4 separate regions of the Mus musculus genome follow, and all the other regions are linked to region 3. The links are chromatin loops, found by intact Hi-C in ENCODE. Cell type or tissue: left cerebral cortex. All regions are shown on one strand.

What was found. Peaks named below come from ENCODE experiments on the same cell type or tissue, not always from the same donor. Only the 100,000 strongest peaks of a DNase experiment are listed, where the experiment ranks them.
Region 1: it touches region 3 in a loop (5-fold over the local background); 12 of 42 quality-filtered maps call a loop at or near these places.
Region 2: a loop joins it to region 3, with 4 times the contacts of the local background. A loop is called at or near these places in 2 of 42 quality-filtered maps.
Region 4: it touches region 3 in a loop (6-fold over the local background); 10 of 42 quality-filtered maps call a loop at or near these places.

The regions. Positions count from the first base shown.
Region 1 is chr19:36,535,369-36,543,368 of GRCm38, forward strand. Gm32143 (a long non-coding RNA gene) reads right to left here and starts at 3,433. Exons shown (of 3, transcript XR_386676.3): 1 at 3,003-3,433; 2 at 1,775-2,042. In left cerebral cortex, CTCF peaks have their summits at 1,186 (motif pointing right) and 3,379 (motif pointing right); DNase peaks (open chromatin) are centred at 1,750, 2,192 and 3,362.
Region 2 is chr19:36,905,114-36,913,113 of GRCm38, forward strand. No RefSeq gene overlaps it. Among named protein-coding and RNA genes, the nearest start is that of Fgfbp3, 10 kb to the right of the region's middle. In left cerebral cortex, CTCF peaks have their summits at 1,731 (motif pointing left), 4,745 and 4,948; DNase peaks (open chromatin) are centred at 4,760, 4,963 and 5,771; H3K27ac peaks cover 1,205 bases.
Region 3 is chr19:36,467,217-36,475,216 of GRCm38, forward strand. No RefSeq gene overlaps it. Among named protein-coding and RNA genes, the nearest start is that of Pcgf5, 61 kb to the left of the region's middle. In left cerebral cortex, a CTCF peak has its summit at 3,070 (motif pointing right); DNase peaks (open chromatin) are centred at 3,067, 3,643, 3,973 and 4,304.
Region 4 is chr19:36,550,476-36,558,475 of GRCm38, forward strand. Hectd2 (HECT domain E3 ubiquitin protein ligase 2) reads left to right here and starts at 4,164. Exons shown (of 21, transcript NM_172637.3): 1 at 4,164-4,440. The coding sequence starts at 4,309. Gm41838 (a long non-coding RNA gene) reads right to left here and starts at 3,564. Exons shown (of 2, transcript XR_877830.3): 1 at 3,377-3,564; 2 at 2,450-3,259. In left cerebral cortex, a CTCF peak has its summit at 4,356; DNase peaks (open chromatin) are centred at 2,420, 2,554, 3,310, 3,562 and 3 more places; H3K4me3 peaks cover 2,882 bases; H3K27ac peaks cover 1,967 bases.

The sequences.
Region 1 (8,000 bases), 68 kb after region 3:
TGTTTCAAGTCTCCCCTCACCTCTACTAGAGCAATCTCATAGATTCCTATAGCCTAACCAACATCATCTAAGACTCCATCTCTACTCAGGCCCTCCTCAGGCCAGTGTCCCAAGACCATCTGCATAGCTCCAACCTTTATCCTCTCATTTCCTTCACCAGCCTTGTACTGTTAGGGTTTTGGGAAGAGAGAAAAGAAAGAAAAAAAAAGTCTGAAAATAATCATTGCTAACACAATATTTTCTGAATAATTTAGGCATGAAGTCAATTGAATTCACAGGTGCGGATGCTCCGTAGACAAAAGCCGAGTGCATTTAAGGTAATTTAATGCTGGGACTCTCTTAGCTTGTGTACCTATAACCTGCACATAGGTCTGATGTATATTAACCCGTTTGGTCTCTTGGATGTATATAATTTAGGTTTTTAATGAAGCTAAAAAAAAAAATCCATTGAGTGCAGGTGGGTCTGCCACAGTTGCTTAAATAAATATTTATTTAACTGGCTGGCTCATTTCCTCCGGCCTGATCATTAATTATATTCATGTTAGAGCCTATTATACTTCTGTGTGAAGCTTTCTGATTGTCTCATGAGCACATTGTGCTGTTCTCAGAGGGCTATCAATTCTCTGGGGGGGGGGGGGTGTCAAAGCATTTGCTCTTTGCCACCCGAGGTTCAGTCTAATCCTCTCTAGCACAGATGAGTGGGCAGGGAGAGTGACGCTTTGGTTATGGCAGAGAGGGGTGGGGGTCTTTTGATGATGTTTCTCTAGCCAGTTGCTAAGCAGAAGGAAAGCAATCCCATCAAGCGAATGGCAGTCCACCTGGAAAGATGTGTTTGGTAGGAGGCAGGAGGGAGAATTAAAACGAGGCCAAGGGAAGTAGGAAGACCTACTCACACGGTGTGTAGTTACTTATTCCTTTAGAGCGTTTCTTTTTCATCCCTGCAAAGGCAGGGTCTGAAACCACCCGGGATGACTGACAGATATATATTACCACCCCCGTTGACTGTGTTGTTCTGTGAGAGGAAGACTCGGGAGAAAGGAAAGAGAGAAGTGGCAAGTAGAAACGGTGGTGTCTGGTCAGCAATAATCATGGTTGTGGTGCTGGGTTTGTTGGTTTGTTTGTTTGTTTGTTTAAGATTTATTTATTGTATAGGAGTACAGTGTAGCTGTCTTCAGACACACCAGAAGAGGGCATCAGATCCCATTACAGATGGTTGTGAGCCACCATGTGGTTGTCAGGAATTGAATTTAGGACCTCTGGAAGAGCAGTCAGTGCTCTTAACACTGAGTGATCCCTCCAGCTCCGGTGGTGCTGGTTGATTTAAGCCTAAACTCTGTCCGAGTTTCTGTGGGATAGAACTGTTTGTCTCTAACGCCAATATAAATGTATTCCTTGGCTTTGAAAAGAAATATACAAATAACTCTCAATGTGGTCAATCCATCTTAATTTCTGGGAAGCAAAAGAACAGAGGGAGGGAAGGAGGAGAGTGGAGGAGGGAGAGGGAGAGAAAAAGTGATTCAGTGTGTATGTGTAAGAGAGAGAGAGAGAGAGAGAGCGTGTGTGTGTGTGTGTGTGTGTGTGTGTGTGTGTGCGCGCGTTCTTTCTCAAGTCCCTTGGATGGTGCTGACACCATTGTTACTTCTTGAGAATAGACCTTTCCTAAGTCACCCACTCATGTTTTGAAACTTGCCAGGATTTGAAATAATTTGATGAGTTTTCAGGGCTAAAATTATCCTTGGAGGAAAAGTCCTACACACCACATATTCATACATACCCCGGAGAAGAGTCTAAAAATGCATTGTTTCATCATCCGTGCTGGTAGTCAGGGCTGGATAATTCATCTCTGCTCAATTAGGGAGCAGAAATCTGTATGCACCTCTCAACACGTCTGTCTCCATAGCCGCTCTGCCTGGAAACCACATCGGACACGATGTGTGTCCTCTCCCGCACTGCTGCGTACTGGTATATGGAGTGTCCTTTTCAGCTAAGAAAAAGGGAGACCTCCTCATCTGCTGCAGAGCTGGCTTGCCCAGAGGGGAAACCTGGGAGGAGAGAACGTGTTATACATCACAGTGTACCCTAAAGTTGTTTAGCAACCAACAAACAAGATGTTAAGTTTCCCACTTTAAAAAGTGGGGATTTGACTGGGCCTGGATTTATTCCTTTAAACCCAGCAAGGCAGCGGCAAGTGGACCTCTGTGACTTTGAGGCCAACCTGGAATACATTGCAAGTTCCAGGCCATTCAGGGATACACAGTAAGATTGCCTCGAAATAGATAGGCAGGCAGGCAGGCAGACAGACAGATAGACAGATAGATAGATCAGGTCCTGGGCCAGTGAAATGGCCCAGCTGATAAAGCATTTGCTGTGCAACCCCAGAACCCAAGTAAGGTGTAAGGAGAGAATCAACTCCGTAAAGTCGTCCGTCCTCTCACCTCCACATGCGTGAGGTGGCAATTTAAACAAACAAACAAACAGACAGACAAACAAACAATTTTTAAAGGGGTTTGTGATCTAGAAAACACACTCATTTCTTTTCATTTTCTTTAAGGAAACCCACAGGACAGGAAACACTGGTCCAAGTGAAACCTGTGGCTAGATCGTCCCCGCCAGCAACGACTCATCTCCTAAAATCACGCTGCTAATTTAACTAATGATTTTGCTTTGTCCTCAGCTGGTACATGGCTAAGTTACTTTAGAGAGAGGCAACATCTTAAAGACACTCCAGTTGCCTGGGTGAGCTACAGAACACTTTTACCTCTTCCTGAGTGTCCAAAGGAAAGAATGCTGGGGGCGATTTGGTGACCTTGGAGACCCATTTGATCTAAATGTACACACCTAGTCTTTTCACATCGCTAACTCCTTTTCCTCTTGTGGGAAAAGTGCCCTCCCTTCATCTTCCCCACCCGCCTACCCTGCCCACTTAATGCCCTCCCCTCGCCTGGGTCAAATAACACTAGTTATTTGAGCTGTAACTGGCACTGCCAGCTGCCTCTTCCTACCTGTGCTTGGGCTTTGGGAAGCATTGGTGAATGCTTCATCTTAGGGCTCTGCTCCACATAAGCTAATGAGGTACATAAAAAAAATAGTACATTTTAAAAATGTAAGATGTTTTTAAAAGTCGCCCCAAGACCGGGAGAACTGAGTGCTTCCTCAAAGTGCTCCTCCATCTTTCAACCTGCTGCTCTAGTTTCTTTATCACACTGTGCTGTGACAAAAGGAAGATTTGTTAGCCCATGAAATCAACAAGAGTCTTTATCCTCTGAGCATCTTCAGCACACCCTCGCTGGGAAACAATCAATTGACCTTCCTACCTAAAGGGAACCGAGTTTTATGCCTAATAACCTCAGGCTGCCACTAGAGGGCAATGTAGTCACTATTCACCACTATACACGCTATACCACTATACACCACTAAAGGGGTCCCGGGGGGTCACAAAAGCAGCTTTTTAAAAGAAAAAAAAATCTTATTTCTCATTCTTTGTGTATTTCACCATACTTTTAAAATATAGGTTCTATATTTAAGTTCAAAAAGACATTTCACTACATAAAAAGAACACTTTCAATAGAGGCTTGCCAGAGAATCAAAAAGCCTGTAGATTAATTCCTTGGCCTGGAGAGAAGAAATTGCCAGTGGATTGGGGGCTCTTCTGTATTGCCCTCTCTGATAACATCAGTAGAATTTCTTTAACACTTTTAAACTGTCCAAGGTCCCACATGTTTCTCCACTGTGTATATGAAAAACTCACATACACAAGACTAAGTACCCGTGAGTCCTAGGAGGATGGAATAAATTACAACTTTCAGTCTAGGAAGATTCTATGTATTTCTCGCTGAGGTGGGTCTTGAGGTATAGCTAGTTTGAAGAATACTTGCCATATGCTTAGCATATGCATAGGACATGAGTTTAGTCCCTACGACCACACAGACATCAACACACACACACACACACACACACACACACACACACAGAGTTTGCTTCTGAGGCATGGATTCAGAGCCACTAATGAGACAAAGGACAAAGGGTAGGTTTCTGGTGGGTCACCTTCTACCCCCCATTGTCATGATGTCAGATGAAACTTCTATACAAAGCCTTCACCCAGAGACCTTTGTTCAACCTTCCAAGAAAACAAAAACAAAAACAAAACAGAAAGCCACAAGCATTACTCTGTCAGTTTTACTCCCATGGTTCATTGCTTTGATCTTTCTGATAAGACCTAACACACAGCCTTGTACTGTATTTAATCTGCCTTAGGGCCCCGCCATGGTTGGAACCGCTAGAAGGCCAGGCATGTTTGCTCATATGTATAACCCAGAATCTCACATATAATACAATTTTGGTAGAACCTAACAGTCTCTTTCCTTATGGAAAAGGTTGGGATTGTATTTATTTTCCAGCAACTATAAATTTGAACCTTGTTTGGTGTCTGTCTGTCTGGTTTTTTAGTCTGTTTTGACTCCATCTGACTTAGCAGCTGTACTCACCACTTCTAAAAGTGGATTTGTATATGACTGAAGGACTTGATAAGCATTTAGAACTAACATCTAATTTAATTCACAGTCACATACTTATTTGCTGGCTTTAATTCTTTCCTCACCCTATTTTTAATAATGGTCCTTAAACGCTTTAACCTCCCTTCTCGCCCACCACCCACCAGAGGTTGTGGGAAAGATAGGTTATTAGGATACAGGGGAAGTGGACCTGTTTAGAAATGGTTCTTTGGAGCAAATCCCTTCTGCATTGTCAGGAAGTCAGCAGTTCCGTTCACCGGTCAGCTGTGGCAGCTTGATCCACTTGCAAACACTTCACGCACATACCAGCAGTCCGGTTCAGTAATGTCGTGATAGCAGCAGTGGTGGCATGACCTAGCAGAAACAGTCAGACCTTAGTCAAGTCGGCAGGAGTCAGCCGGTGGGACCAGGGCCAACAGGGATGCCAGGAGAAGTTCTTTGCTGTGCCTCTCTTAGCAAAGACGTGAGACCAAGAAGTGTTGCATAGATTGCTCTACAAGCAATCCCCTCCCACAGTCCAGAGTCCTATTTATATTCCCTCCAAACTTCATGTGTGCTCCACAGGTCTTGCCTCACATGTGTCTTGCCTCAGCACATTAGTCTTTCTTAGCAAACTTCCATGTGAGTCAGTAGTATCAGCTGACATCACTGCCCACTGACCTGGGTCCACAGAAGCAGCAAAAAGCCGCCAGCATACCGTTAGAGGTTTTTAGTGTGTTTCTTTCTATGGAGTCCTGACAAGTGGAGCTCAACAATGCATGTAAGGTGAACCAAGACGTGTGTGTCATTAGCAAAGAATCCTTCATCACGCGTCCTTTCACGTCCTGGCTTTAGCCGACCATCCTTTCACCTGTGTCTGCTTCAGGAAAACACTCCTTCACGTGTTTGCCTCAGAAAGACACCATCTGATACAAATGACTTTCCGAAGAAAGCAGCAGTGTCCCTTTTATTCTTTTATATTGCTCATAAAGCCATTTTTGTTTATTTATTTTTCATTCCCCCCCCCTTTTTTTTTATCATGGTTTCTCTAGGCAGCTCTGGCTGCCCTGGAACTTGTTATGCAGAACACGATGTCCTGGAACTCCCCGAGACCCACGTGCCTCTACCTCCCCAGTGCTAGGACGAAAAGCATATGCCCTGACGTCCTGGATTTATGTTCTGAATGATTTGGCCAACTTAACTGTATTTGCACAGTCAAAGAAGCTTATTATAATCTTTCTAACGAATTCAAGCATAAATAATTGCCAGCAGCTGAGTGTTGTTGTAATGCTGGCTGATATAATTCTACTCCTAATAATGTATTTGTTTATTCTGTAAATGTTCATTAAGTGCCTACTGGGAATCATGCTCCGCTCTTGGCATTGGGATAGGGTGAAAAAGGACTGTTGGTTGCTGCCCAGTGGTGTTGACATTCTAGCCAAGGTGAGAACAGAGAGACACACAGTGTGTCAGGAGTCGGTAAGCCTGCGCAGTATCACTTGACAATACGTGTGCGACTTAATGAAGGATTTTAGAAGTTTTAAAAATAAAGGCTGGAGAGATGGCTCAGTGGTTAAGAACACTGGATGTTCTTCCAGAGGACCAACTTTGATTCCCAGCACCCACACAACAGCTCACAGCTATTGGGGACCCCAGTTCCATAGGATCTGACACCCTCTTTTGTCCTCCAGAGGCACCAGGCATGGAAGTGGTATACAGACAGGTACACATTCATGCAAAACATCACACCACACACACACACACACACACACACACACACACACACACACACACACACACACACACACGAGAGAGAGAGAGAGAGAGAGAGAGAGAGAGGGAGAGAGAGAGGGAGGGAGGGAGAGGGAGAGGGAGAGAGAGAGAGAGAGACAGAGAGAGAGAGAGAGAGAGAGAGAGAGAGAGATTTTTTTAATGGTTTGTGTTTAACACAATTTCCAGTATCCTCTCCCCCATCACTTTGTTAGGGATACTGTGGATGGAGGTTCTCTCTCTACTCTGAACTCTGCTCTTGACTCTATTAATTTTTTTTTTTACCGTGGTATCGAATTTAGCACAAGACTAAGGAGATGACTCCATATGTAATACTTGCTGTACAGGCATAAATTCAAATCCCTAATGCCCACATACAAATCTAGGCACAGCTACACATGCCTGCAACCCTGGTGATGTGGGTTGCCGGGGCTCAAGGATCACTGATGCTTGTTGCCTGCCCGGCTAGCTCCAGGTTCAATGACAGACTCTATATCAAGAAATTAAGATGGAGAACAGTAGAGCAGGATACCCAACATCCTCTTCTGACTTCTGCATGTTCAGGAGTGTATGCAACAGCCCCCCCCATGTGCTCTCATGGCATGCACGTGCACAAACACACTCACACATACATACACACACACCCCACAGATATAAAAACAGGGCAGATTTAACAGCTTAAAACAGCAGTCATGTATGAGTTCATGATTCTGTTGGTTAGAAGCTGAGACACATCTGGTTAGATTCTCTACTGAGGGGTCCACAAGGCTGAGGTCAAGGATCAGCTGCCTGAGCTCTGTTGACAGAATACAACTCTTTACAGTTGCAAGGCTGATGTCCCTGCTAAGTCCCTTAGCTCATGTGTAGGGAAGAATATAGGAGCTGCTGGGTTTGTTTAAACTCTCTGCTCTGACTGTTGACTATTTGGGGTGACAGCTCCACTTTTACTGGGTAATGACTATTTAAGACCCATTTTCTCTACTTTGCCACATAAAAGGCATAAAATTGGTGTCATTGTTGCTGCGATGAAGTCATTTATGATGGAAAGGCAGAAAATGTATGATTTTTAGGTTTCAAGAGCATTTATCTTTGGCAGATATATAATAGACAAATGACTTAAGCTGTCAAAATACAATTCATTAAATGTGATTAGTTAAACTCTTGTTAACCTACATATTTTACTTAATAGTTCAGAGTACTGAGTTAATGAAACAAGTACCTTTGCTCTCTGAAAATGTGATTTCTCTAAATACGTGGCCCTGGGCTCACTACCAACTCATCTAGAATCACTTGTTAGGGCTTACGTCACACAAGGATTCCTGGGCCAACCCCCAAAGTTGATAACCAAAATAGGACTTTTTTTGGCTATATATAATAATAACAGCAATAAAGGCCATTTCTTATGAGGAAGGTGATGTAGTCAGTCAAGTTCTGTGGATCATGAATCACACAAGAAAACCCAGTCTTCTTTATTTTCTCTCTTGCTGCCATCAATGGCATCAACTTTATTCCACAGAGCTTATTCCCCGGAACCTCCACGCAGGGGCTAGGGTTGGGTGAAAGAGGGAGGAGGAGAGGGAGAGAGAGAAGAGCTTGTCCTCTCTCTCCCAAGTTCGCTATGCGAAGAAGCATTCTCCCTTAAAAGTTCTGAAAATACTTCCCTTGCCTTTGCTAACTTGAGTTGGGTTAAACCCCCAGCTTTAAATTAATCATTGTGGATAAAAGATGGACTTTCATTGA
Region 2 (8,000 bases), 440 kb after region 3:
TTGTTTGTTTTTGGTTTTGTTTGTTTTTTTCGAGACAGGGTTCCTCTGTGCAGCCCTGGCTGTCCTGGAACTCACTTTGTAGACCAGGCTGGCCTCGAACTCAGAAATCTGCCTGCCTCTGCCTCCCGAGTGCTGAAATAAAGGCCTGAGCCACCACGCCATGACATCTGTCTCAAACCAGGTATGCCTGTAATCCTAGCACCCAGGAGGTCGAGGTAGGAGTAATAGTAAATAAGGGCCAGCCTCAGCTACACAGTGTGGTGGAGGCTATCCTGGACTATATAACACTTTATCTCAAACATGTGTGTGTGTGTGTGTGTGTGTAAGTACAGTGAATTGGAGGTTGGAGGCTATCCTGGACTACATGACACTTTGTGTCACACACACACACACACACACACACACACACATATGTATATTCATGTATATGTATGTACATATAATAAAATATTTCTTTCAAATTAAGTAAAAAAAATGAATAAATATAAAAGAAGATATGCAAGAAAAGGCTTTGTAACTTATGACTGGCTCTTTTTAAATGTTCTATTAGGCAGGGCAGTGGTGGCGCTCGCCTTTAATCCCAGTACTCGGGAGGCAGAGGCAGGCAGATTTCTGAGTTCGAGGCCAGCCTGGTCTACAGAGTGAGTTCCAGGACAGCCAGGGCTATACAGAGAAACCCTGTCTCGAAAAAAACAAAACAAAACAAAAAAAAGTTTAAATGTTCTACTAATAAAAGTTTTGAGACCCAGTCACAGGAGCAAGGATTCTGAGAGTCTGTCCGGTCCACACTGGAGAGCAGAGCAGGAACTCTGGGGGATTCCCATCCCAGGGGAGAGCGCAGTCCTCCTATGTTGGGTGTGGTTTCCAGTATGTCTGACCCTCTTCAGTGCTTAACTAACTCCTGCGAAGAGGATGCTGTACAAAGTAGAAGGCATGAGACAAAAAGTTACAGAAAGCTGCGCATCCCTGAATCTCGGGAGGGTATCATAAACTCCCACGAAGAGATGGACTGCACAGAAGGCCAGAAGGGAAGACCTCTGCCTGAGCTTACTCTGGAGGAAGTCCCAGAAATCACCGGCACATCCTCAAAAAAACAAAACAATGTTAGCGTACAAGCGATTCAGCCTCGGCCTGAGGTCAGAAGAGACCTAGCAATTGCTTAAGTCATGGCCTGCTGCTGTGGTTGCCAGGCTAGCTCTTTCCCTCCCTGCCCCACCCTCTCTATCGTGGGCAGCTCCTTGCTCATTCTCTGCGTGTGCCCTCTTTTTCTCCCTCTCCCCCTTTTCTCTGCCCTCATGGCTCTGCTCCCATCTGTCTGTCTGTCTACATGTCCACTTGTCTGCCTCTATCCCTTCTCCAGGTCCTCGCTCCTCTCTCCTTCCCCCAGGTCTGTTGCATGGTGTTATTATTTTAGGGCACACTTTGGCATGGGCCCACCAAAGGTATCCCCCAGCCTCTTATATTTCATAACAACCATTCGTCACAAAACTGCAGCTATATTCATGTTAGCCAAGATCCAGAACCAATAACCTAGGTGCTCATGAAGAAAATATAAGATATACACACACTAACTTTATTCAGCAATTTAAAAAAAAAAAAAATAGCGGGGCTGATAAGATGGCTCAGTGGGTAAGAGTACCCGACTGCTCTTCCGAAGGTCCGCAGTTCAAATCCCAGCAACCACATGGTGGCTCACAACGATCCGTAACGAGATCTGATGCCCTCTTCTGGAGTGTCTGAAGACAGCTACAATGTACTTACATATAAATAAATAACTCTTAAAAAAAATAGCTAGGTGTTGTAGCATATGCCTTTAATTCCAGCACTTGGAGGCAGAGGCAGGGAGATCTCTGGGAGTTCCAGGCTAGCCTCGTCTACAGAGATAGTCCTGGGCTTTGTTACACTATCTCGACAAAAATAATATAGTGATGATGATGATGATAGTCCGGCTTCAGACCAGGGACAAGGAACTAAGGTGTTTATGTCCTTGTCCTCACTAAAATATGCACCTCAGTCCCTTGTCCCCCGGCAGGAAACCAAACAGTCTACATAATGAGTTCCCAGCCAGGCCAACCAGCACTACATAGTGACTAGCAAGTAGGAAAGCCTGAGAAGGGTACACGCTGGCAAGCTGACAGGAACAGATGCAGAAGTGCAGCTGGGAGGCTGGAGAGATGGCTCAGCTGTTAAGAGCACCAACTGCTCTTCTGAAGGTCCTGAGTTCAAATCCCAGCAACCACATGGTGGCTCACAACCATCTGTAATGAAATCTGACTCCCTCTTCTGGAGTGTCTGAAGATGGCTACAGAGTATTCACATAAATAAATAAATCTTTGAAAAAAAAAAAAAGAAAGAAGTGCAGCTGGGTAACAAGACTAACTCTTAGGATTTTTCCATCACAATAGGCTATTGTTAAAAAGAAAAAAAAGCTTATATATTTAAAAATAACTCATGGAAAAGATTTTGAATTTTCCCAAAACAAAGAACTAAGAAATGTCTGAGGAAGTATATATGCCAATCACCACACTGTCATTATAACTTGTTACATAAACATACGAAAATATGCCCCATAAACATGGACAGTTGCTGAGCATCAATTAAAAAAATTAAAATGGGGGGGGAGGGCTGGAGAGATGGCTCAGTGGTTAAGAGCACCGACTGCTCTTCTGAAGGTCCTGAGTTCAAATCCCAGCAACCACATGGTGGCTCACAACCATCTGTAATGGGATCTGATGTCCTCTTCTGGTGTGTCTGAAGACAGCTACAGTGTACTTACATATAATAAATAAATAATAAATTAAAAATAAATAAAAATTCATTTTAAAAAAAGATGTCTCTATTTCATCTTACACCTGCACTGCCTGCCTGTGTGGACTTGCATCACGTGCCTGTTCGGTGCCCTCAAAGGTCAGCAAAGGCAGCTACAGACGGTTCTGAGCTACCATTTGGGTCTCTCCACTAGTACAAGTGCTCTTAACCAGTGGGCCATCTCTCCAGTCCCCAGTTAGTGAAATGCTCAGTAGGTAAAGGTGGCTGACGCCAAGTCTGACAACCGGAGAAGGGTCCCCAGACTGCAAATGGTGGAGAGACCTGAATCCCGCAGGCTGTTTTCTGACATCTTCATATGCACCCGTGGCCTGAGTGTGTGTGCACGAGCACACATGCACATGAGTGCACATACATTCAATTGTAGTGTAAGGATAATAATAATGCCTCCTGAAGAGCACAGGGGTCCTGGGGAACCAAAGGGGAGGAAGCCCACCTCTTCCTGGGCACTGGGATGGTACTAAGTATTCTAAGGAGAAAAAAAATCTGTTACAAGTGCTGTTGGTGCTAATAAAATACCCTTTACACTTATGTTATAAGCACACCTTCTGCTGTTCATTTTCCTGTAAATAAGCACAGGAATTGGAGATAAAGCAGCTGATAAAGCTCTTCCTTGCTGCCTTAGATGCTTTGAGCAAAAGGGTTTTCAGTAAAACAGCCAGGTGGGCTGTAAAATGAATTATATATTCTAGCTAGCCTGTATAAAAGACAGGAAATCAAATTGGGGACCAAGGTTTACAGAGCAAAGGCTGTGCTCCTCTTTGGGCAACTAGATCTTGGGGGTACAGATTTGAGCCTTTGAGTACATAGCAGAACCAGACCAGCCGCCAACAATGGGCTACCCTTGTGGCAGCACTAGCCATTTTTGAATACTCTTCAGATGCCTTGAAACAACAATGCAAAAAAATTTTTGTTTTGTTTTGTTTTGTTTTTTGGAGACAGGGTTTCTAGTGTAGCCCTGGCTGTCCTGGAATTCACTCTGTAGACCAGGCTGGCCTCCTACTCAGAAATCCACCTGCCTCTGCCTCCCAAGAGCTGGGATTAAACTCATGCGCCACCACTGCCCGGCAGATTTTTTTTAAAAGATGTATTATTTATTATATGTAAGTACACTGTAGCTGTCTTCAGACACACCAGAAGAGGGCATCAGATCTCATTACAGATGGTTGTGAGCCACTATGTGGTTGCTGGGAATTGAACTCAGGACCTCTGGAAGAGCAGTTGGTACCCTTAACCACTGAGTCACCTCTCTAGCCCCGGTAACTCGAGTTCTAAGGGATCTAACAGCTTTTTCTGGACTTCATGGGCACTGTGGGCACCAAAATGATGTGCTCAAAATCCACACATAGACACACAAACATATACACATAAATAAAACTAAATCTCAAGGGCTGGAGAGCTGACTCAGCAGTACTGAGCAGTACAGAGAACCATTACACGTAATTACAGTATTGATCAGTACACATCATTACAGATAATAACATAAAATTTAAGAACAAAATAAATCTTTAAAAAATAGAATGAAAGAAAGCAAGAGAGGGAGAGAGAATGAGATATAGAGAGAAGGAAAGAGAAAGAAAGAAAGAAAGAAAGAAAGAAAGAAAGAAAGAAAGAAAGAAAGAAAGAAAGAAAGAAAGAAAGAGGGAGGGAGGAAGGAAGGAAGGAAGGAAGAAAGAAAGAAAGAAAGAAAGAAAGAAGGAAAGAAAGAAAGAAAGAAAGAAAGAAAGAAAGAAAGAAAGGAAGGAAGAAAGGAGAGAGGGAGGGAGGGAGGGAGGGAGGAAGGAAGGAAGGAAGGAAGGAAGGAAGGAAGGAAGGAAGGAAGGAAGGAAGGAAGGAAGGAAATCAAGCCAGCCTCCATGAAGCCAATTCCACTTTGGCCACAAGGGGCGCACTTTCTCTGGTTGCGGGTCTGTATGACTGATGCTGAGTCAAAGCTGTGATTGGCTTCCTCCTCTGAGCAAGCTAATTAGATGGCTGGAGATACTCTTTTGGGCCACCTCGTTGGTGCTTGAGATATCAAGCCCACTCACGTGGTGGTCTTTTCTTGACCCCTGAAAAAGCCTCAGAGACAGTTCCTTGCCCTGAGTTCCCAAAGATCCCAATTGTCTTCTATTGTCAGTTTCCTAGCCAGGCTACCTAAAGTCATCTGCTCGACAGCGGACCCTGGTGGCTTCAGGCCAGCGCACTAGCTGTACCTGTGGGACTCAGTTCTCTCCTTCCATGGTGTGGATTGCAGCGGTGGAACTCAAGCTGTCAAACTTATAGGCAAGAGCTTTTACCTTCTCAAGCCATCTTGCCTACCCATAGGTTGCGGATCTTCACTAGGCTTTCTAGGAGCATAAAAATGCATCTGAGATGCTGATTGCATATCCACATATTGACTTTGATCACATGAACTACAGGATTAAAGAGAGGACGATCCGAAACATCCTCTGCTCCCTAGATTCTATTATTACCATTTTTCAGGGTGCTCCAGACTTTACATTTTGTTTTGCCCCCCCTCCCCTGCCCACGTTTTTTAATTGAGAGCATTCAGTGCTTCCAGTGGTTCTAGGAAGAGATTAAATTAGAGAAGTAAGGAAATTAGGTGCCTCTGCATTCTTCTTGGTATTTCACCCTGTAGCACTGCCTAGGAACACTTCCACGTCTCCACAGCGCATGACCAACCGCTAATTTTGACATCTCACCCTTCTAGGATCTCACCAAGTTCCCCACATCGTAACAATAGATGAGCAAGGCCCCTAGTCCTGTTTTGACTTCGAGAAGAATCATCATCATTGTAACCATTGTGCCCGAGAACAAAGGAACATATGGATCAAAGCTTTTGAGTTTTCAGTCCCATCACATGACCACCCAGCTCAAAGGCAGCTACTGTCCACTGAAGGACTGGTGGGATCCGCAGCTTCTGGGCTTTCAAAGGGAGTTCCTATGGTTACCTAGAGACAGCACCCTCGCTGCAACATCCGCATTGTTGGGGGCTGTGTTGCCAACATTCCTTCTGCGAGGCTGTATTTAGCCACTTCAAGCTGTAGCCCTTGGTGACAGCATCTTTCCTCTCACAGATCCTTTCGTCCCCCCTGCTCATCTATGTCCTTTTGGTTTCCCTTTCCAACCTGAGAATCAGCTTGCCTAATTGGATCCGAAAATCCTACTGGTGTTGAAATTGTTATAACATTTAAATGTATACACTGATCTTAAATGTTAATGTATCTTATGTAATAATGGCAATCTATAGGTTTTTATTTGAATCGTTAGTCTCTAGCCCCGACGTATTTCTTTTGTTTTTCATGTAGCTTTCCTATATAGTTCCTGTTAGATTCACGCTCCTTTTACCCTGTGCTGTGATTTATTTGTTTTATTTATTTATTTATTTATGTATTTATTTATGTATTTATTTATGTATTTATTTATTTGGTTTTCGAGACAGGGTTTCTCTGTATAGCCCTGGCTGTCCTGGAACTCACTCTGTAGACCAGGCTGGCCTCGAACTCAGAAATCCACCTGCCTCTGCCTCCTGAGTGCTGGGATTAAAGGCGTGCGCCACCACGCCCGGCGTGCTGTGATTTATTAACAGCCATTTCTATTACACTTCTTACTTTTTGCTGTCTCTATATGATGACCCCACCTTCCTTCCTTCCTTCCTTCCTTCCTTCCTTCCTTCCTCCCTCCCCCCCTTTTTCCTTCTTCCTTTCTTTCCCCTGTACAGTGCTGAGGATGAAGCGCAGAGTGTGCACGCGAAGCACTTGCTTGGTTTGCCTCTGAGCCACGGCCTCAGCATTGATGATTTTAGGATGATTGATTGAAGTAGGCTTCTTGTTGAGAGAGAGAGACAGAGACAGACACAGAGGCAGAGAGAGGAGAAGGAGGAGGGGTTTGGGATGCTTTTATGGCTGCTTTTATATTTTAAAAAGGGGAGAATTTTGAATGTGATGAGCCAAGAGGTCACAGGGGGGACAAAACTCCGAGTAAGTTCATCAAAGCCTTGCAGCTGGAAGCACTGGTCAAGAACTAAAGAGACCGTTCTTTGAAGTTATAAGAAAGCTGTGGGGCTGGGAGGTCAGCTGTGGTCCCCAAGGCTCTAAGGCCATTTATGAACTCACCTCTCCTTTCAAGTCTTCATGTTGAAGACTCCCCTCCACGACTTCTCCAACCCTTCCAACACCCCCATGCTCTCCATACCCCCCTCCCTACCCCCATCTCTGTGCTTTTACATCGGGGATGTGAGTGCTGGCCAGTTCTGCAACATCCCCTTCTCTCTCTCTCTCTCTCTCTCTCTCCCTCTCTCTCCCTCTCTCTCCCTCTCTCTCTGTCTCTCTCTCTCTCCCTCTCCCTCCCTCCCCCCCTCCCCTCCCCCTCCCTCCCCCTCCCCCTCTCTCCCCCTCCCCCCCCCTCTCCTCCTGTTTCTGGTGCTGGAGAGTAAAACCTGGTCTTTACACATTTCAAACATACACTCTACCACTGAGCCACACCCTGACCCTCATATTCATTCATTCATTCATTCATTCATTCATTCACTGTTCTAAACTGAGAAGAGTTGCCAATGATTGATTATCTTGTATAATCTTTTTCCGAGGGAGATCTCCCTTTTGATGTCTACATTGACATCCGAAAGAAAAGAAGCTTTAGCTATATACTTATCTACACGTGCAACGAGTCAGGCTCTGTGCCCTTCCTGAGCATCCCTCTTAAGTCTCTCCACGGCACTGTGGTGAAAGTACTGTTATGGCCATCTCTGTTTCACAAGCAGAAAGATGAGACTCGGAAAGGGGGGGAGTGAATTGCCCAAGGTTACCCAGCTGCAAGACCCCAATCTGAACCCACGTGTGTTGGTTTCTATTGCACACATTGCTACTTAGATTTACCTATAATATTTCATGGCAGCAGAAGGGAAAAATGCCAAAACCTCCTCTTGGCGACTCTGAAATACTCTTCCGTTCTTACATTTCTTTGTACGGCAGCTGTAGGAACTAGCCACTTCAATTGTGCACTGTGGTGGCTGGGTGACCGAGTGTGGGGTAGCTAGCTGACCCTGTTAGCCAGCTGCATCTTACCAGCAGCATCTTCACACTTCCCATAACCCCATACTTTGCTTGGGCCATTACAAGTGGCTGTACCTGTAGAGAAGCTAGAACGGCCATTCCTGTCTAACACGGCATCCTGAAATGAGCAATGTC
Region 3 (8,000 bases):
CTCAACCATAAGTCCATTAGTGCATTGCTGGAGAGAATCGCTACTGTTGAAGAATGGTTGTCTTTGAGGAAAGAGTGCAGAGAGCTTACGAAAGATCTTCATGCTTATTGTCAAAGGGCCTTATGGTTTTCAACCCCTCTATCTCAGAGCCAGTTATGTGGGTACATTGGTGGTGCCTACTCTGTATTCCTCTGGATTATCTGAGTTAAGGTATACAAAAGTGTGCCACATCTCTGACTTTAAATATATATGCAACAGGAGTGGAAAGATGGCGCCAGAGTTGAGAGTGCACACTGCTCTTCCAGAGACCCTGATTCCAGTTCCAGCATCCACCTTTGTGTGGCTCAAGACCACCCGAATCTCCAGCTCCAGAGGACCCAGCACTCTCTCCCAGATTCCAGAGAACCCAGCACACTCTCCCAGACTCCATGGGTATTTCGCTTATATGCACAAATCCAAACTCAGGCACACACATAGACACATTATTAAAAATAAGAATTTTTAATCAAAAGCTACAATAATGTAAATGAGATGTCTGCTTCTCTGGCTTCACTGAGATGTAAACTACATCTATAATGACCTCATCTCTTTTCACTGTCACAGGGCCCATGATTAGAATAGTGACAGGCACATAATGTCATTTAGCACATAGTTTTTATCAAGAAAAAAAATCTACTTCTAAGTGGAGTTTTTAATTGAGAATTTCATATAATGAATTTAGATCATATTCACAACTCTTCCCCTTGACTCCTCCTAGATCTCCTCTCCTTCTTCTTTCTCAATTTTATATTAAGAATCTTTCTCGCCAGGCAGTGGTAGCGTATGCCTTTAATCCCAGCGCTCAGGAGGCAGAGGCAGGCGGATTTCTGAGTTCGAGGCCAGCCTGGTCTACAGAGTGAGTTCCAGGACAGCCAGAGCTACACAGAGAAACCCTGTCTCAAAAAACAAAACAAAACAAAACAAAACAACCTAAAAAACAAAACAACAAAAAAGAATCTTTCTCTGTGTGTCTCTCTATCTCTGTCTCTCTCTTTCTCCCTTTCTCCCTCTTTCCTTCTCTCCCTCTCCATTTTAATGGCACACTGATTCTAATTTGTGTTCTCCACATACTTCTTGGTGTGGTGCCATCCACTGGAGTGTGGTCTACTTACCTCTGAGGGGCCACACCCTTAGAGAAAACTGTCTCTTCCTACCCCAGAAAGCATCAGTCCTCTGTAGCTCCTCAGGGGTGGAGATTCATGAACTCCTTCCCAGTCAGAGCTGGAATGCTGACTGGCCTGATTGTGCACAGGTCTCCTGTCAGGTTTGAATGAGCGGCCATCCTGTCATGTCGAGAAGACGCTGCTCTGATCCAGTCCTCTGATGGGTGGATCGTTCAAGAAAATTCTATTTTAACAAATCTATCATTTCCATCCCTCTCAACACTCCCGGCTCTTTATTGTTGAACTGAAATTTAAAAAAAAAATCAAAATTACCAAATGATAAAGCCTTATGCCTCAAAGCAAGGGTTGTCTTAAGAAATCTGGATGCCAGTTAATAGTTAACTCATTCAAAATGTGAGCTCCCACCAAAGAACATTTGACCATGTCAAGGAGCAAACGAGGGGCATGTGCTGCATATGAAACAAGCTCAGAAGAGATAAAAATCGGTGTTTTCTCGGAGTGCAGTTGTTAGCATTGCCCCAGAGGCCCCTGGGATCCTTTTTCCTGGCTCTGACAGCCAGGGACTGTGGCGTCTCTCTCACTCTCTAATAGTTCCCCACAAAAACACCCTGGCAGGGTAACAACAGCTTGGTTCTGAGCTCTGTTGGGCAAATGGAAAATAGACAGGGAACAATGGCATCTGAGAACAAAAATCTAAACCATAAACATGGCTGAACGATGGACTGGAAATATTATTAGGATGGGAATGAATAGATAATTATAAAATTTCAGACAATGTGTCACTGTGTGAAGAAGCCAACATACAAAATAAACCAGATATGTGTGGAGTAGAACTAGGCTTTGTGGCCAGAGGCCAGGGTGTACATCTTTCTCTGACATTGACCCTGGGCTTCTTATCTGCTTCTCACAGACCCAGATTCCTCATTTATCAAATTGATAAACCATAAGTACAGTGTTGTTATGAAGAGGACATGAGAGCACTCAGTTAAGAAATAGCTACCTGGGCTGGTGAGATGGCTCAGTGGGTAAGAGCACCCAACTGCTCTTCCGAAGGTCAGGAGTTCAAATCCCAGCAACCACATGGTGGCTCACAACCACCCATAACAAGATCTGACTCCCTCTTCTGGAGTGTATGAAGACAGCTACAGTGTACTTACATATAATCAATAAATAAATCTTTAAAAAAAAAAAAAAAGAAATAGCTACCATCTTTTAGCTTTTATGATATACATATGCTGTTTCAAATAATAAAAAATTATAAAATAACATACAAGTGAAAATTATTGATACTTATTGGACAAAGGCTCTGGATTGCTTTGTATGTTACTTAAGGGAAGTCCATAATATGAATGATTCAAAATCAAAACCAATAATAGTTGGGCATTAAATCTAAATCAGCTGCTGTGTGCATTTCCCCAAATGTGTGAGTGTGCATTTCTTCCAAATGCCCATAACTGGTAAGAGCTACTAGCTCTCCTCTCTCCGTGGTCAGAGTTCTTCTATTTCTTGTAATTGAGTGGAGAACCTGAAGGAGACCTCAAGCCTTCAGTCTGTGTCTCCAGTCATGGGAGTAAGGTGACAAACGTAGAGGTTTTCCTGGGAGTGTCCCCGCTCTAACACTTTAAAATCCAAGAACACTTTCAGTCCCATGCATGCTGGGGTTGGACACCTCCACTTCAAGCCAGTGACGATCCCTAACCTTGGTAGAATTTGACACTACCATTTGGCCCTTGTGAGCTTTACTGTGCTCCTATGGGAAAGGGAGGGGGCAGAGGGAGAGAGGAGGAGACTAGGAAAGAAACGGTACAGTCAAGAAGTCTGACCTCAGCTGGAGTCCCAAGAAAATGCAGAAAAACTGGGAAGCAGTTATAGACGTGAAATTGCACCACACATCTCCCCAATCCTGTCCTGCAGGGGGCGCAGTCAACCCGCAATAGTTCTATTGCCTTTAGAGGCAAACAGGAGGAAGCACCTTGAGGGTGTAGAAACAAGGGTTGCGATATAGCTAGGGAATGGGGTATGCAAGAATGAGGTATTTACACTTCAGAGGCCAGCCTGAAGGTCCTTGTAACCCCAGCTGCAGTGAGCACCCCACCCTGCTCGGACTAAACTGTCTTATCCCTTTTACTTGGCCAGTCTCCCTCCTTTCCCTTGGAAAGAATAAGAGGCATCACTCCAGCAATCAATCACTAGCAGACCTGCATCCTTGGGAGGAAGAACTGTGAAAAGCTGCTAAAGGCTGTGCCCAGGCCTCCATGAAACTCCATAGTGCCCCTGTCAAATGGCTGCATCCATGGGAGGGCCTGGAGCCTCTGGGTCACCTGCTGGCATGAGTGGGGAGCTGATTGCTGATTGCAACTCCATGCTGATTGCGATGCATTTGTTCCATTTGAAACACTCTGCAAAAAGCACAGCTTCTAAATGAGAGAACTTTGTGTGGGCACAGGAACATTGAGGGCAAGATTCCAAAACCCCCAGGTGAGTTGGCCTTCTTTCTCTGCAACAATGACCTACAGCAAGAAGAACGATGGTATCCTGCAGCCTTTGGTAATCTAGGAACTTCAGAGTTCCCCTTGTCTGTATATCTCTGCTGAGAATCAAAAACTATAGAAACTGGCATCAGAGCCAAAAACCAATACTATGAATCATTCCGGTGTGGCCTCTGGACAATCCACTTGAAATCTAGACCTTGGTTACATCAGCATGTCAGAGTTAGAGGTTTGTGAGCTGCCAGATATGTGTGCTGAGAACCAAACACTGGTCAGTTTCAAGAGCAGCAAGTGTTCTTAACTGTTGAGCCATCTCTCCAGCCCTCCCCCATATCTTCCTTAAACATGTGAATTTTAGTAGCTATTCTCAAAGAGTGAGTTTTTATATTTCCTTAGTAGCTTTTTTTATTAAACTAAAACTAGCACACACACACACAACTACAAATCATGACTGTCATGAAAGGCACATACCTGAGGGACAAACAGAGGGACCACAAGTCAGAATGGGAGCAGAGCCCAGGCAGTGGCACTCTCTGAAGTTTTCTTCACAACTTAAAAGGAAGCATCGTCTGTGGAGAAAAATAGGCCTGGCAAGTTTGTACCACATATAACAAAGGATGTGTTTGAAAAGCCCACAGCCAACGCCATACTGAATTGGGGGTGGTAGGTGGGTGATAGTGTGAATGAACGTATTTCTTCTAAATCCAGGAATGAAACAGACTGTCCTTGGTCAACAGTATCATTCACTAGAGTACTTCAAGTTTTAGCCATGATAATGAGACAAAACTAAAAGTATACAAATAGGATGGAAGAAGTTATATTTGCAAATGACATGATTCTATACTTAGAAAGCCCTAAAGACACTGTGGGAGTTGAGGCATGGCTCAGTGGTAGAGTGCTTGCCTGCATTCATGAGGCCCTGGGTTCCACTTCTTTTTTTTTTTTATTAGGTATTTTCCTCGTTTACATTTTCAATGCTATCCCAAAGGTCCCCCATACCCACCCCCCCAATCCCCTACCCACCCACTCCCCCTTTTTGGCCCTGGCATTCCCCTGTACTGGGGCATATAAAGTTTGCAAGTCCAATGGGCCTCTCTTTGCAGTGATGGCCGACTAGGCCATCTTTTGATACATATGCAGCTAAAGACAAGAGCTCCCGGGTACTGGTTAGTTCATATTGTTGTTCCACCTATAGGGTTGCAGATCCCTTTAGCTCCTTGGGTAATTTCTCTAGCTCCTCCATTGGGGGCCGTGTGACCCATCCAATAGCTGACTGTGATCCATAACACACTACATTAAAAGACTTTTAGAGCTGATAGGCAGGAGACAAAGCCAACATAACGACCTCAGAGGCTCCTTTCTATACCAGTAACAACCCTTCAAAACAAAAATAGTCACATTAATGATAGTCACATCCTCAAAGAGGAAAGGATCCGTAGGAATGCACAGAACCAAGGCAGTGACAGATCTCTACAACTCTACCACAAAACAATGAAGAATGAAACTGAAAATAAAACCAAAAGGTGGAGAGATTTCCTATGTTCATGGAACGTCAGGTTTGCTCTGGTAAAAGACCATACTGTGTCCTGTCTCCAGTGATCTACAGATTTGCTGTAATCACCATCAAACACTACCAATGACTTTCTACCCAGAGACAGAAGTAGCAATCCAAACATTTACACAAAAGTACAAAAGACTTTAAGTTGCTCAAACAGTCAAAAAGAGAAAGGGGACAGGGAGAGGGGGGAAGCAATGCTTGAAGTATCACAAAACCCAATTCCAAATTATCCCATAGAGCCACTGTAACAAAGCAGCTTGGTGTTGACTGAGATGCATGTATGTGTGGACTGAGGGAATGAACAGGGTACCACGAGGGCTAATTTTCATCATCAAGTTGACCAGACTTAGAGTCACCTAGGAAACAAATCACTATGTCTGTGAGGTTGTTTAACTGAAGTCCATGGGCTAGGGTCCTAGACTCAATAAAACAAACAACAAACAAACAAATTATCTAAAGAACAGAACGAGCATACCAACATTCCCATTCTACTGTGGGGCTGCTGAGATGGCTCAGTGGGTAAAGGCACTTTCCTCTAAACATGAAGACCTGAGTTCTGTCTTCCTTGACCCATCTTGTGAATGAGAGAACTGATTCCTGTAAGCTGTCTGCTGATCACCACACACATGTAACTTGTGCACACACACACACACACACACACACACACACACACACACACACTCGCCAAAGAGTAAAACAAATAATAAAAATGTTCTTGATGCTTTGTGTTGGTCTCTTGGCTGGGATTTCAGCATTACCGTGTCTTCCAGGTAGTGACGTTGTGTACTTCAGACTATGAGTTCAAAATAAAACCCCTTTGCTGATGTGTTTTTGTATTCTGAGCTTTAAGGGAGCTTATATAGGATATTTGCTTTCTTGTGTGCCTGCCCTATTATTGGTCAGATGTAGTCCGGTGATGTGCGCAGCTCCTACCCATTCTCATTGTTTTATGGGATCCCCAAGTTTGAATTTTTAATGTCATTTTTTACTTACATAAAGTAGGCTATGGAGCTAGGAGACATAGCTATGCATTCTCCTGGTAACAAATCAATCCTGGTGGGAGACGATCTAATGCAGCCATGTTGCCTGGAGTCTCCCACTAGATAGTACTTGGTCTTAGGAAGACTGGAGTCCTATCCAGATTATTCATTGCTCTACTCAAGTGAAAATACGAGCTGTTTTCTCTTTCTGAAGGAAAAAAAAAAACAACGAATGACCTCTTCCCTGCCTTCCTTCAAATGGAGTCTCTGAAAGAAAAGTCTGGCACCATTTTCCCTAGAAGCGGCTCTCTCCAAAGCCTCATCAGGACACATATTGTTCATCTCAGCAAATGATGTTCGCTGACTCTCAGGACCAGTAACCCTGGTTGCAATTTGTATCATAATTTCTGGAAGACAACATTCTAATTTTCATCAAACAAGCAGACAGTAATTTACCCCCCAGGGCCAGCCTGGCAAACCTTGCTTCAATAGTCCTGGGATATTGACTCTCACCACAGTCTCTCCCAACACCTATAGATGCCCTTCTTGATGCCCTGTCACTTGGGATGCAGATAACAGACGTGTGGGCATTATTTTCCACCTAATGCTGCCTGATGCCTGAGTTTTTCCTATCAGACTCGGAGAAGCAGCTCAGCTCAACACAATCAATGAAGCCTTTCCTCTGCTCCTTCAGAAATACTGTGGCGTACTGAAGGGATCAGTGAGGGTCAGATATGTCCTCATCCCCGTATGGTCAGTCCTGCCTCCTACTACATTTTCCCCCTATATTTAGAGGCTGGAAAAAAATTTTTTAATATATAGAACTAACTTTTTAAGCTTGAACATTTCCAAGCTGTGACCTTTAAATTGCCATAGATTAAAGGTTCCAAGTACAAAGAGTTCATATTGTCAAAACTCCCCTTTTTTTCCCCATATTCTCCTGACTTGTCACTTAGACTAGCTGCCACCCAAGGCCTGTGACAAGCACACAATTCTCTCTCTCTACCATCACTTCTCATCCTACAGCCTCTGTGGACACAGGACCAAAGTCCCTAGATTCATCAGACGGTAGCTGGATCAAAATATCACTGAGTCTGAGGTTTTGAGACATGAATCGCATAAAAACTGCATTTAAGGAGAAGTAGACATCAGAACTATCATTTTCCCTTTTATACATAAAGGAACTCCAGCTCTGCCATCACCTCTCCAATGTTCAAAAGCAGAATTGAATACATGTTTTGAAAGCAACGGGAGTCCAAAACAAATGATGTAAAATGTACATGTGAGACTAGGCCAAGACATATTCTAATAAAACTAGGACACAGTTTGATTAGAAGAATCAAAGAGAATATAATTACTATCTAGAGTTTCCTCACCCATTGGGGATTTTAGCTTTTAGATAACAAGATAGGAAGCTCTGCTCTGTTGACAGTCCTTGTTCTCGTTTTCAGGAGTAAAACTGTCTTTATGTTTCACTGATAGTGGTTATTTGCCATCACCCCACCCCACCCCACCCCCAGGTGAAAGACAAGGAAGTGGACACTGTTGATAGCTCTAATCTTCACATTCCTACCCAAGATCAAAATTCTAACCATTGGGTGCACATGGGACCTCACAGAGCCTGGGAGTCCTGATGGTGTAAATGCTGGCATCCCAAGGCTGGCCTTTCAGTCCCCACCATGTGTTTGACATAATTTAACTCCTAACAACTCCTTTTCTTAAAAAATATCTGATGGGGTATGGGTTAGATAATGCATGATGTGGTATTGGTTAGATGTAAGTCGATTCTCTTTACACATGTCCAGTATTT
Region 4 (8,000 bases), 83 kb after region 3:
AGTGCCTTTACAAGCCTCGTTACAAAAACATCTTGCTTCGTTAATATGAGCTTATTGAGTTACTTCAACAGCACACTCCAGATAGTATGCTCCCTGCAGGTGGGGATTCAAGGAGCAATTAGACATGGCGCTTTCCCTCTTCTCCATGGATTTATTGTGGAACAAATAACAAAGACGCAATGTGGTCTGTGAATGCCAAGTAAATATGTACAATATGTTCTGGAAGCAGGAAGAAAAAAAAAGTGACTCTAATTAGGGCATTCTGAAAATCCCCTTTTTTTTTTTCAAAGAATTCAGGTGAATGCCAGAGCAGGGGGTTTGGATTTTTATTGTAAAGGCTCTGAAAGGCTATTGAAGTATTTTTAAACAAAGGACCAGCAAAGAATTATATATTTTTTAAGAGGTCATTCTGGTGGCAATTAGAGTAGGTAAGAAACTGAAGGTAAGACCTAAGGCAGACAAAGCATAATCTTTAAGATATTAAGGGCATTGAGGAGTCCATGACAAGGACCATTGAGGAGTCCATGACAAGGAGCATCCAGCTTTAAGGTGCCAAACTTGACGATCACTGCAGCATTTTGACGATCACCGCCACATTCCTCAGTCTTAGATCTATGCAACAGTGCATACTTTTTTTTTCAAAACTCCATCCTCTCTTTGTTCTGATTTGCTGCACTACAGTCTTTCTAAACAGTTTTATACATTTGAAACGTATTTCCATATCATACAGCTCACATAAAGGTCCCACACACACAGAAGTGAATATGGCCGTTGCAAGTCAATCCGTCTTCTACTATGAACATGGCTTTGTCACTCTTCCAACTCTGTCCTTTCCATCCCTGCATCCTCTGACCTCTACCCCTAAGTCATCACTGTTCCACTCTCTATTACCATAGATGTCTGTTTCGTACATTTGTATTATACGTTTTTTATATAACATATTTTAGTCATATTCTTTCCCCTGCTTCTACTCCTCCCAGGTCCTCTCCATCTTCTTACCCTTCACCCCAAATGTCACATTCTTTTATTTTTCTTTCATGATAATCCCACCATTAGAAGCTTCTAAAGAAAGAGTTGTATAGGTGTAAACAGTATCTGGGTACAGTTTTGGCTTTTGTTTTTAATAAAAATAAGTAAGAAATGCTCTATCTTTGTGTATGTGAAAAACAGAAGTCGTGAACAGGGTCTTAGAGAACATCTCTAGTTGAATAGAACCTATTGTCTACAACTGCGTGTTTGCTTCATTTTGACGGCCAGTGTGTTCCACTTTCTTCTGTAATGCAACAGATTGGATGCATTTTTCTCCAAAAAGTTACAATCATTGTACCCAAGGAAGTATGCCAAACACGGTTAAAAGAAGTATATTTATTGACTTCACTACTTCAGGACCAATACTCAATTGGAATATGAAAAAGACGCTTTCCTTAAAAAGTGTGTCGCAAGGCTGATGAGATAGCTCACTAGATTAAGGAGCTGGCTGCCCAGCTTCACATCTGAGCTCCATCCTCAGGGACTCAGACAACAGAATGAGAGAACTGCCTCATGCTGCCTTCTGACCTCCACATGTGCAACATGGCACATCAAGCGATAAATTAATGTGATAGAACCTTAAAAGTAAGTCTGAAGCACACATTTAAAATAGACCACATGATCATAATGATTGGTTAGGAACCATTCTTAAATGCTCTTTCAGAACCAATTTTGCTGTTGTTCAGTACACTATTATTACTGTGTGTAATTAAAGGGGTGCTCTGTCAGCTAGACTTTCCATTGCCTTCCAACTCTTATCTTTGCCATTCATTCCTCTTTGGATATAATCTCTCTAAATCCCATTTCATTGCCCCATGCCACCCCGTTCCCCTTTAGGTCTTTTGCCTTCCTAAATCAGATGAAAAACCTGATTGATCAAGTCCAGTTGCATCTGGACTTAGAAAGGTCCCCACACTTGACCATTACATTTGGTGTCACTGAAAAGCGTCTTCAGCACATCTTTATGCATAGCAGCCAGAGCTCTGTCTGACTCCCCTCAACCCCCAGATCCAGTAGGTACACACAAAAAGTTTTTCGTGACAGTTGCCTTACAAGTTCTGCCAGAGTTATCATTCTAGCTTACCAAGAGCACCCCCATCTACCTCCCAGTCCTTACCCGGGGCTTGTATGAAAGAGACTTTAAGTGGTACATTATGAATCATGTATTTAGTAGGAAGTGGAAACAAATTCATCATGATGCTTATCTTTCCTATATAGAGCTCCCAGCAGAATAAACCAATGGGCTTGTTTCCATTGCCTTATCTCGTCTGGAGCAGTAGAAATGAACACTTCTGACTTGCCAGTTTTTTTGCCAATATCTAAATATTTTTGTTCTATTGAATGTGACTAGATGTACAGACACACTTTTATTTTGTCTCACACATGAAAAGTGAAAGCATAAGGCATGCGATCCAACTCGTTTCTGATCCAAGTATTTTAATAGCAAATTACTAAATTTGGTTGTAGACAATAGGAGAGATAACCCACCATCATTTCAGAATTTATTCTACCAGTCTAGACACAGTAGCATGGTACATCTTGAATCGTATTTAAAATGAAAGGTTGGTTTTACAATGTTTGTTACCAGTTTTCAGCATGCTGGCCTGCTAAAAGAAAACAGATGTCTATGAGATAGTCCGGAGATTTAAGAAGAGAGGTCTAAAAACAAAAATTCAAGAAAAAGGAGACAGAAAAGGGTGTTGCAAAGTAGTGCCTGTGTCATTTGGCTCTAAAGATTATGAAATACCTGGCTACTTTATTCTACTTATTGTACACCTTTTGTTATTAATAGAGAAACGATGGTGACAGCAATTATATTAAAACTACAAATACTTCCTAGAAATAGAAGCAAACTTTATAATTTCCAAAGTAATACAGTAGGCACTATCCGATTCACTTTATTGCTTGCTACAAATTCTGGGCTTGAAAAACAACCTCATGCCAGGAAGAACTGTAACTATTTATTTAGTTCTGCGGACTCTGAATTATATAAAATGACAGTCACCAAATCCCCTCTGAATTTGTTTCAGAGATATTCTTGCTTCTTGTATTTGGAGCTGAGTATTCTTGGATTAGAAAATTCACTTCACCATGAATAAAATAACGAAGTCTCAACTAAAAATCCCAAGACCTCAATGTCGAGAAATTCTCTATTTTTAGTAAGTGGTACAGTGAATACTTCCTCTCTCCCTTCTCCTCCATCAGCAGGTGTCTCTGCCATTCCAGCAGACTGATAAAAGGAAAAGGAGGGGGCGAGGAGAAAGGAAATTGTCTAAGTCGTCGTCGGGTGGTGGAGGTGGGGATATTTTAACATGACGATTTAAAGTAATTTTTTAAACGTTCTTACCCAGAATTTATTACGAGGTTTATTATGGATTACTCAGCAGTTTGGATCTGTCCATCTGTAACTTATAAACGGAAGGGGACAAGGGATTAGAGGGAACGAAGGACGGCGGGGGGCGGGGAGAGCAAAATGTAGGCGCGTGGGCACGGAAGGGAGAGGCGGACTTGGCAGTCATGAGGGACCGCGGCTCAGAAATGGAAAGTGTGGCCTGGCCGTCCTGCCCTGGAGTGTGTGTGGGAGGGGAGCACGGTGTCGCATTGTCCTCTCCCGACCCTAAGCGCTTCTCCCGTAGGATGAGGCCAGGAGAGGACACGGGGAAAGAGTTAGTCATAAGGATGCTCAGGTGAGCGGTCTCCCAGTCTCCCCGGCGCTGGAGGCACTGGAGGAAAGATCAGGGGGCAGACATGACCCCGAGTCCGCTTCCTGAGCGCGAGTTTAAAGGTCAAAGGCCACCAGCTGGGTCAAAGGTCCCCGGCTCACCTGCCACTCCAGGTGAAGGGAAAGCCAGGGTTAGAATCCGTGTCACAGCCTTTACAAGGCCTGTCGCCCTCCCACCACAGCCCGCGACCAACATGGCGACCAGGCGCCCCCCAGCTCCCGCCCCGCGCCGTCTCCTCAGCGGTCCCCGCGCGTGACGCGGGGCCGCGGTCTGAGCCCCGGCCGGCGGACCCGCGGGAGCGGAGCGCGGCCGAGGGCGCGAGCCGGGCGCACGCAGGGGGTGGGCGGCGGAGCCTGGCGGCCAGCCCGGGGGCGCGCGCACACGCGCGGGCGCGCGACGGGCCGCGGGCGCGCGCGGGGGCGGGGGCGGCGCGGCGGCGGCGGTTGGAAGGAGCCCTCTCGCGGCCGCGGCAGCAGCAGCAGCGCCCGCCCCGGCTGCAGTCCGGCCGCCGCTGCCGCCGCCGCCACCGCCTCGCGCCTCAGCCGCCCGGCCAGACATGAGTGAGGCGGCTCGGGATCTCTCGCCCGGAGCGCCGCCGGCGGTAGCCGCGGCCGCCCCGGAGGAGAGGAAGGGGAAAGAACCGGAGCGCGAGAAGCTGCCGCCCATCGTGACGGCCGGCGCAGCCGCGGTAGGTGCGGCGGGGGCCGGGGGGCGCCCTGGGCGGTGGGTTGAAGGCGGCCTGGAGAGGGGACAACAGGGAAGTTGCGCCTCGAGGGCAACGGCCATCACTTGGGAACCGCGCCTTCCACGCTCGGGGAGTGGGGTCCGCTGCCTGATGCTGGGTGTTTGCTTGTTTTCGGGGGGTCTGGCTCCCGACTTTCTGCTGAGGGTCGGCATCCTCTGTTGGATGAGCATGGGTGCCAGTTGGGCGTCAGGGAGGTTTTCCCTGAGTGGGAGAACCTGCCTGTGGGCGCCAAGGCAGCGCTTCCCTTCGCTTTTGCGGTCCTTTCTCCCCTCGGGTTGAACAGTCTCAGAGAGGAGTTTCCTCCTAATTCTGACCTTTCCGTTGCTATCCGGGTAGTGGGAGGCAGTTGCCTCCCTGGATGCTTTTATTTTTTTCATACGGTACTGACGTGTGATTTGAAGGAGCGAGGCTTTTTCTTCTTTTAAAACTCGGCTATCCAAGCTTAATAAGCGTGGTAATTTCCCAGCTGGATTTTGCAAGGGTTAATTTGGAAGGCGCTCTCAGCCTTCAAACTCCATACTGCCAAATGATGTCATGGGACATCATCCCCTCTCTCCCTTCCCCCTGTTTGTACTTAGTGGTTGGGAGTCTGGTTGCTTTATGATTAACTTCTGGTTTTGACATTTTTATTTGACATAGTATTTAAATACTTTGGGCAAGTTTGCTTTCAAGTATTTAAAGATTATGACTTGTCAACGCATCTGTACGTGACAAAATAGTAAAAGTTTGGGGAATATTATACATTTAAAAAAATTTCTACTTGCAATTAGTTTCTAGAAGCCGCCCTCCTAAATGACTAGGAACTTACTAAAATAGCTCACTCTTCTTTATAAAGTATTAGTATCAGAATAATGTTATGATTTGGTAGGTTTTTCAAAAATGTCTGAAGCCTGTAATAACTGGAAATTGTTAAAGACAACTCTTTTATCATAAGTCAGCACAGCAGATTTGGACAGCAATGACACACATTTTAAAAGGATAACTACAACTGATTGGTAAATTGCAGCTGTAGTTAGGAATTACCTTGGGAGATGCTTTGAAGCAATTTGTCATTCATATTGTAGTCTGTTGGTGCACAGGGTTTTCACAGCTTTTTATGTAGGACTTCTTAATGCCAATGTAGTTTGTTTGTTTCAAGTCTGGGTATGTGTCTAGTGTGTGTATACGTGTGAGTATGGGTATATGTGTATGGAGGTCACATATACATGTGACCTGGTGTTGGTTGTCACCCCATGCTTTGGCAGTTTTTTCCTAAGGTGGTTATTAAGAGGGAAAATGTAACATCTGCTTTTAGAAGCAATGTTATGAGTTTAGTGTCTAACAGCAAGTACCTTTCCCCAAATTATTTATATATAGTGAAGAATATATTATATATAGCAAATAATGTCTATTATTTATCAATATTATTTACATATAATTTCAGTGGAACTGAAAGAAAGGTTTGGAACTTAACAGAAGCTGATACAGTGTGGCTGGAAGTCTAACATTTGTTATCTGAAGCACATAGGTCTTAGTAATTTCAAGTTTTTCAGATTTTAAGAAAGTAATCCTTTTAAGTATTACCACATGTAATAACTACAGTGAAGTCCTGGCCAATTTCCTGGCATCAGTAGTATCTAAAACTGTAGCCAATGTATTGTTTGTTCTGTTCAGTGGAATAAGGTTAAAAACTCTTACTTGCCTTATGGCATTTCAAGGCACATCCACATTTGTGCTACCAAGTGAATTGCAAAGACACTCTTTTTCAGGATGTAGACTAGTCAAAGAGCCTATAGTTTAAGAATTTTTAAAAAATCTTTGAACATGGAGGATAAAAACAGTTTGGAATAGAAAACTTGGGATTCTGAGGCAGTTTCTGGTGGTGCCTTAAAATTTCTTTTGACCTTGATACTGCTGTTGGATTTTTCAATGGAAATTTTAAGAGGAAAATGCAAGTATGTATTGCATATTTTTCAAGAGGATTTTCAGAGCTGAAATTTTGAGGCATCATGATAAAAAGCCTAAGGAAAAAAAATGCTGACATCTGAAGATGAGGAAAGCCAGGGCATCTGGGATGACCGGATTCTCCAGTAGAGTGGGGAAGACTTGATGGAATGTGGTGGAAAGAGAAAGACAGTTTATTGCCTCCTAGTTTATTTCTGAACTCTGTAGGGCTTAAGCAGAACTCAAGGTTTGTTTAGTATCCTAATTGACATCAGGAACTTTGGGGACCCTTTTAGTGATTCTTCCTTTTTGCCCAAATTAATAGCTCCACCCTTCCAACTTGAGTTTATATTTCAATTCAAGTGGCCCTGTAATCATGTGGGGTTTTTTCCCTCAGAAAATTAGTGTGTCATGGTTATGACGGTGTAGAAACAAGTAAGAGTGACAGCTCACGAAAATAAAGAAGAGGTCAGATTATGCTGATCCTAATAAGGCCAAAAAATATAAGCTATATTCTGAATGTTTAAAGAGGGGTGCCATGATGGGAGAGAGAATGGTAGAAACTGTAAATTCTGATACTACCTCTATGCCAAATTCCATTCAGAAGATTCCTGACACAGGTCTCAAACGAGACTGACTGTAGAGTTACTTTGGTAGGATGTTGGTCCTGACTCACATCCCACCCTAAGATACCAGTTTTCAATCTGATGCACAGTAAAAATCAACTGGGAAGCACTATGACGGCCTAAATGCAAGCTTTTTTGTTTGTTTGGTTTTTGGTTTTTCGGGACAGGGTTTCTCTGTATAGCCCTGGCTTCCTGGAACTCACTCTGTAGACCAGGCTGGCCTCGAACTCAGAAATCCACCTGCCTCTGCCTCCCAAGTGCTGGGATTAAAGGCGTGCGCCACCATGCCCGGCCCAAATGCAAGCTTTTTAAATCAGAATTTCTGAGACTGGAGACATATTTTTCTTTTAACTTCTTGGTAAAACTAAGAGTGAACACTGATGCTGTAATGTACTGAATTAAAAGCTATGAGCACAGCTCAGCAATCTGTGTTTTAAAACTACACCCTCATCCCAAATCTGCTTAGCAATAGCTGTCAAAGTGGTTCTATGAAAGATGGGGTGCAGGGGTTAGTGAAAGGGATGGCTGTTTAAGTGTCTCAGTGAGAGATGCTCAAGAGGCCCCAGGTGATGGAAATTAGACATACTGAATTCACTAAGGCTGGCAGATTGAAATGGAGACAAATATGTAAATTAGTGATTTAATACAAATATTAGAAAAACATGGTAAATAAAGGAGAAAATACACAAAGGAGAGACAGAATTAACTGTGGCAAGTAGGGACGAGTTTTATTGCTTCCTTCAGTATTTAATGGGCTGAATGGGAAAGAGAGGTTCTCACTGGAATTGACTATACCAAGGAATTAAATAGATTCAAAAAAGATAAATTTTATATAACTAGGGAGGTGAAATCAGTTTAAACTGTGTGTGTGTACATGCGTGAGTGTGCATGTATGTGTGTGTACATGTGTATTTTGCTGAGGATCAAACTCAGGGCTTTGTGCACATGCATTCT